2 separate regions of the Homo sapiens genome follow, and region 1 is linked to region 2. Evidence: chromatin loops called from intact Hi-C (ENCODE). Cell type or tissue: breast epithelium. All regions are shown on one strand. Links, peaks and the distances in the headings refer to the core of each region. The heading gives the core; the rest is flanking DNA. Region 1 overlaps CASP10 (caspase 10). Region 2 overlaps CFLAR (CASP8 and FADD like apoptosis regulator).

Region 1 (2,917 bases), core at 179-2,678, 52 kb after region 2:
CTCCCAAAGTTCTGGGGATTACAGGCATGAACCACTGTGCTTTGCCTAGTTATCCAGTTTTTAAGTTAATTGGTATCTTATCATTCTCTGAAGGTGACCCATTACAAAATATATATAAATTTAAACTCATGGATTTAAACATATGTGAGGTATTTCAATCTACTGCAATTATTATCCTTACTGAAGTTCAAACTGAGGCTGGGCATGGTGGCTCATGCCTGTAATCCCAGCACTTTGGGAGTCTGAGGTGGACAGGTCACTTGAGCCTCAGGAGTTTGAGACTAGACTGGGCAACATGACAAAACCCGGTCTCTACAAAAAATACAAAAATTAGCTGGGTGTGGTGGCGTGCACCTGTAGTCCCAGCTCCTCAGGAGGCTGACATGGGAGGATCGCTCGAGCCCAGAGAAGTCAAGGCTGCAGTGAGCAATGGCTGTGCCATTGCACTCCAGCCTGGGTAACAGAGTGAGACCCTGTCTCAAAAAAATAGTTCAATTGTCCCATTTTTTCCCAGGGGATACATCTTCAGTTTGGTTCCTAAGTCATTTTGACATGACCTTAGTAGTCTTTGATGGCTTCTTTACTATCTGGCAAAAATATCCCAGGTTCATCTTGTATATTTTCTACCCAGTCCTGGAATCTCTCATTTCTCCCAAAAATCCTGACTTCTTTTAATGAGAGATGTCATTTCAAGACCACAAACTCGATGCTGGCATGCTCATTGCTTTTGAGTAAATATATATGCACACACTACGTATATACACATATGTATACACACACACACACACATGCACACACACACATGACCTAAAGGTTCAGTAATTCTTGGAGAATTTTAAAAATCAGGCGATTTTGTTTTAGGGAATTCTTTTTTATAAAACATTGTAAGGATCTTCTGCTTTTGCCGTAAAATTTCAGTGCCCACATTTGCAGTGGTACAAAGCAATTACCTGCTCAAATGGTAGCATTATACCTTAAATACAGAATTTCTCAAAGTCAGAGGAGATTCCTGTAGTTTGACAAGCGCTCCAGGTGGTTTTCATAACATTCTCTCCCAAGTTGGGGCATCCGCTCACAAATTTTCCAGTGTCTAGGTTTATACATAAAATGAGACCACTTTTTATTGTTATACCCCGTCCTATGTTAGGGACTCTCTGAACAATATGAGGTGGCGGGTGAGGGACGAGAGAAAGGTCATTTGTTAAAGCAATCTCTGATATTCGAAACACTGAGTGTTAGTTTTCAAACAAGAAAAGCTGGAAAATGTTTTTTTTTCTCTTTTGCTTGCACAGGTTCTAGAACTCTACTTGAAGGCATCTGTGGCTACAGAATTATTATTATTATTATTATTATTATTTTTAGACAGAGTTTCACTCTTGTTGCCCAGTCTGGAGTGCAATGGTGCCATCTCGGCTCACTGCAACCTCTGCCTCCTGGGTTCAAGTGATCCTCCTGCCTCAGCCTCCTGAGTAGCTGGGATTACAGGCGCCCACCACCACACCCAGCTAATTTTTGTATTTTTAGTAGAGGTGGGGTTTCACCATGTTGGCCAGGCTGGTCTTGAACTCCTGACCTCAGGTGATCCACCTGCCTCAGCCTCCCAAAGTGTTGGGATTACAGGTATGAGCCACTGTGCCTGCCCAGAATTATTTTTATGGTCAGAAGCATTCCAAACATTTCCCCCCTACTAAAATAGCTTTTAAATGATCAAATGCACATGTTCATGTGGCCAAATGATCTTGTTTTTCTCAGTATAACAGTAAAAGGAAACGTAACTGTGCTTAGCTGTGGCATGGAATTGTGATATTACCAGGTCAAATTCAGGAAAACCATATTTCCTCTTTGGATTCCAAATGATCTCAGCTTTTTTTTGTTGGGGGCGGGGTGGGGAGATCTCATTTTTTGTGTCAGAATTGTGGCTGAGTTACACACCTCAGATAATCCAGGTTGATCTGTATTGGATTTTGCAATCAGACCAGCCTTTGGAAGTGTGTAAAGGACAGTCTCTAAGCAACACAGATGTTTCCACACCAGGGCTCAGTGAGGCTGCATTATCTGCAACTGCAATTGCAAAAGACCTTATCACAGAAATAAATTACTTACCCACCATTGGAAAAGGGCCTGAACACCCCTCAGCCAAAACGGAAAGGTTCTAAATTCTTACAGTCTCTCTGGGGAAACACAAATAACCTTGCCTTTGAGGGGCATTCTGGGCTTTGTCTTTGATAGCTTTCATAGAAATGTAAGCAGTATAGCTGGCCTACACATATCCTGAGAGATCTCACAACTGTCAGGAAATCCGTTCTCAGCACAGCAATCAGCATACAACATTGAGTCTAAAGGAAACCACACCTGAACTTACTCTTTAACAAAAAAGCAAAAAAAGAACTTTCAGATGTTTGCTGCTAGTATTTGCCAGAGTGGTGTTAAACTAATGTCCAGGTCCCATTTAAGTATGTGCGTGTGTATGTGTGTGATGTACTAAACATCTAATAAACTTTTAGAAAGTATAATGAATTTCCGTAATTGCTTCTGGAATCACATCTTAGCCCTTTATTCCTCCTGGTAGGATGCTGTCAAGACATGAGTTTCTGGCCTGGCAGGGTGGCTCATGCCTGTAATCCCAGCACTTTGGGAGGCCAAGGCAAGCAGATCACCTGAGGTCAGGAGTTTGAGACCAGCCTGGCCAACATGGTGAAACCCATCTCTGTTAAAAATACAAAAATTAGCTGGATGTGGTGGCATGAGCCTGTAATCCCAGCTACTCAGGAGGCTGAGGCAGGAGAATGGCTTGAATGGAGGTGGAGGTTGCTTTGAGCTGAGATTGCACTACTGCACTCTAGCCTGGGAGACAGAGTGAGAGACTCCATCTCAAAATAATAATAATAATAATAATAATAATAATAGCTGAATTGTG
Region 2 (2,917 bases), core at 155-2,654:
TCTGGCTGCTGCTGCTCTTCTCCATGGCATCCAGTGAGCCCATGCCCTGGTACTTCTTGAGCTGCATTCCGTCTGAGAAGAAGCACTCGCCGGGGGCCTCCATGGTGGCGGCCAGCAGGGAGCCCATCATCACTGTGGAGGCTCCTAGGGCCAGGGCCTTGACCACATGCCCCATGGTCTGGATGCCACCATCGGCTATGATGGGCACACCAAAGTTCTGGGTATGCTTGGCCACCTTGTACACAGCAGTGCCCTGGGGCTGACTGCAGGCTATCACTTCCTGGTTGATGTAGATGGAGCCGCGCAGTCCATGCCCCTGCCCAGCCCATCCACACCAGCGTCAATCAGGTTGTTGGCCTGGGCTGCTGTCACCACGTTCCCCCCAATCACCTGGAGGTGGGGTTACTTTTGTTTGATGTAATGCACCATGGCGATCTGATACACCGAGTTCCCTTGGGACGAGTCCAAGCCTATGACATTGACGCCTACCTGGGTGAGCAGGTCCAGGTGGTATTTGTCATCCTCATGGGTACCCACAGCTGCCCCGCCCAGCAGCTGCTCATGGGAATCCTTGGAGGCCACAGGGTAGTCTCGGTTCTTCAGCGCGGTGCAGGTGATAATGGCCACCAGCTCATCGCGATCATTGACGATAGGCAGCTTCCTTTCTTACTAAGCTGCAGGATCTCATTTGCCTCTTTCAACCTCACACTGCTGGAGCCACCACTAGCTTGATCCTTGGCATCATCACCTCACTGAGGAGGGTGGTGTGGTCCTTCTCAGCAAGAAAGTCGATGTCTCGGGAGGTGACGATGCCCACCAGCTTGCTGCCCATGGTACCCGTCTCAGTGATGGGGATGCCAGAGAAGCCATGACGCATCTTGGCCTCCAACACATCACCCACAGTGTGCAAGGGGCTCAGCACCACGGGGTGTGTGATAAAGCCCGGTTCAAACTTCTTGACCTTCTGCACCTCACTGGCCTGGAACTCTGGGGTGCAGTTGTGGTGAATGAAACCAGTACCTCCCATCAGAGCCATCACGATGGCCAGGTCGGCCTCTGTCACAGTGTCCATGGGGGAGGAGATCAGCGGCGTCTTCAGAGTGACCATTGGGTCAGGGCTGAGGTCAGGTCCACCTCATCAGCTATGAAGTCTATGAATCCTGGGAGAATCAAGAAGTCGTTGTAGGTGAGTCCCTGGTCACTGGCGAAGAGCTGCTGCACGGTGTGGGGAAAAGAAAGAGAGATCAGATTGTTACTGTGTCTGTGTAGAAAGAAGTAGACATAGGAGACTCCATTTTGTTCTGTACTAAGAAAAATTCTTCTGCCTCGAGATGCTGTTAATCTGTAACCTTACCCCCAACCCTGTGCTCCCTGAAACATGTGCTATGTCAACTCAGGGTTAAGTGGATTAAGGGCTGTGCAAGATGTGCTTTGTTAAACAGATGCTTGAAGGCAGCGTGCTCGTTAAGAGTCATCACCACTCCCTAATCTCAAGTACCCAGGGACACAAACACTGCGGAAGGCCGCAGGGACCTCTGCCTAGGAAAGCCAGGTATTGTCCAAGGTTTCTCCCCATGTGATAGTCTGAAATATGGCCTCATGGGAAGGGAAAGACCTGACCGTCCCCCAGCCCGACACCCATAAAGGGTCTGTGCTGAGGAGGATTAGTAAAAGAGGAAGGAACGCCTGTTTGCAGTTGAGAGAAGAGGAAGGCATCTGTCTCCTGCCAGTCCCTGGGCAATGGAATGTCTCGGTGTAAAACCTGATTGTATGTTCCATCTGCTGAGATAGGGGAAAACCGCCTTAGGGCTGGAGGTGGGACATGCGGGCAGCACTACTGCTCTTTAAGTCATTGAGATGTTTATGTGTATGCATATCTGAAGCACAGCACTTAATTCTTTACCTTGTTCTTGATGCAGAGACCTTTGTTCACGTGTTTATCTGCTGACCTTCTCTCCACTATTATTCTATGACCCTGCCACACCCCCCTCTCCGAGAAACACCTAAAAATGATCAATAAATACTAAGGGAACTAAGAGGCCGGCGGGATCCTCCGTATGCTGAACGCCGGTCCCCTGGGCCCCCTTTTTTCTTTCTCTATACTTTGCGTCTGTGTCTTTCTTTTCCAAGTCTCTCGTTCCACCTAACGAGAAAAACCCACAGGTGTGGAGGGGCAACCCACCCCTTCAGCGCAGTGAACCCGTCCTCGACCACGTAGCCGGTGCTGCTGCTGATAGGTAGTCCCTCATGCTGCCGCGAGACCCCGCGACCCGACATAAACGCTGCAGCTGCTGCGACGCGGAGGCGCGCCGCTGCCACGCTGCAGCCAGGCGCCGGGTGGGCTGGGTGGGCTGGGGGCGGGGGCTGCGGCAGCGGCGGGGCGGGCCAGGGCGCCCTATACTCCATTCTTCATGATGTTTGGTCGAAGAGTCATCTGAAATTTTGAATTCAGTAAGGTGGCTAGAAAGTTTAGGGTATTTTGAAAGATGGTGATTGACCTTGGACTGAACCACTATTGAAGATTTATTTGATAATAATTTGTAAGTTTTAACTCAGTACCTCCCTTCTGCTTTTATAGTTCAAGGAGCAGGGACAAGTTACAGGAATGTTCTCCAAGCAGCAATCCAAAAGAGTCTCAAGGATCCTTCAAATAACTTCAGGGTGAGTCTGGAGAAAACATATGGAATCCCAGCATGAAACCGTTTCAGAGTTCTAATAAAAATATGCATATTCTCACAGCATGTACTTTATTTAATATCTGAAAAAATTGTGATAGAAATGTGTATTTGTTTTAAAAACGTGTAACTTCTTATATTTCAAAGCTAATACATGTTCATTGAGATATTTGGAGACTATAGAGAAAGATAAAAGAAAATAAATCACCTATATTCCACTATCCAAAGACAACCACTGTTAG

What was found. Peaks named below come from ENCODE experiments on the same cell type or tissue, not always from the same donor. Only the 100,000 strongest peaks of a DNase experiment are listed, where the experiment ranks them.
Region 1: it touches region 2 in a loop (22-fold over the local background); 1 of 110 quality-filtered maps calls a loop at or near these places.

The regions. Positions count from the first base shown.
Region 1 is chr2:201,189,520-201,192,436 of GRCh38, forward strand. The region is part of intron 3 of CASP10 (caspase 10); the gene reads left to right. Among named protein-coding and RNA genes, the nearest start is that of CASP10, 7.8 kb to the left of the region's middle. In breast epithelium, for the core only: no CTCF peak of the experiment used is centred there; no DNase peak of the experiment used is centred there; H3K27ac peaks cover 663 bases.
Region 2 is chr2:201,137,779-201,140,695 of GRCh38, forward strand. CFLAR (CASP8 and FADD like apoptosis regulator) reads left to right here. Exons shown (of 10, transcript NM_003879.7): 5 at 2,579-2,661. It overlaps CFLAR-AS1 (CFLAR antisense RNA 1), which reads right to left. Exons shown (of 7, transcript NR_040030.1): 7 at 2,511-2,667. It also overlaps the pseudogene IMPDH1P10. Among named protein-coding and RNA genes, the nearest start is that of CFLAR-AS1, 19 kb to the right of the region's middle. RefSeq lists enhancers at 1-812, 813-1,769, 1,770-2,726. In breast epithelium, for the core only: no CTCF peak of the experiment used is centred there; no DNase peak of the experiment used is centred there.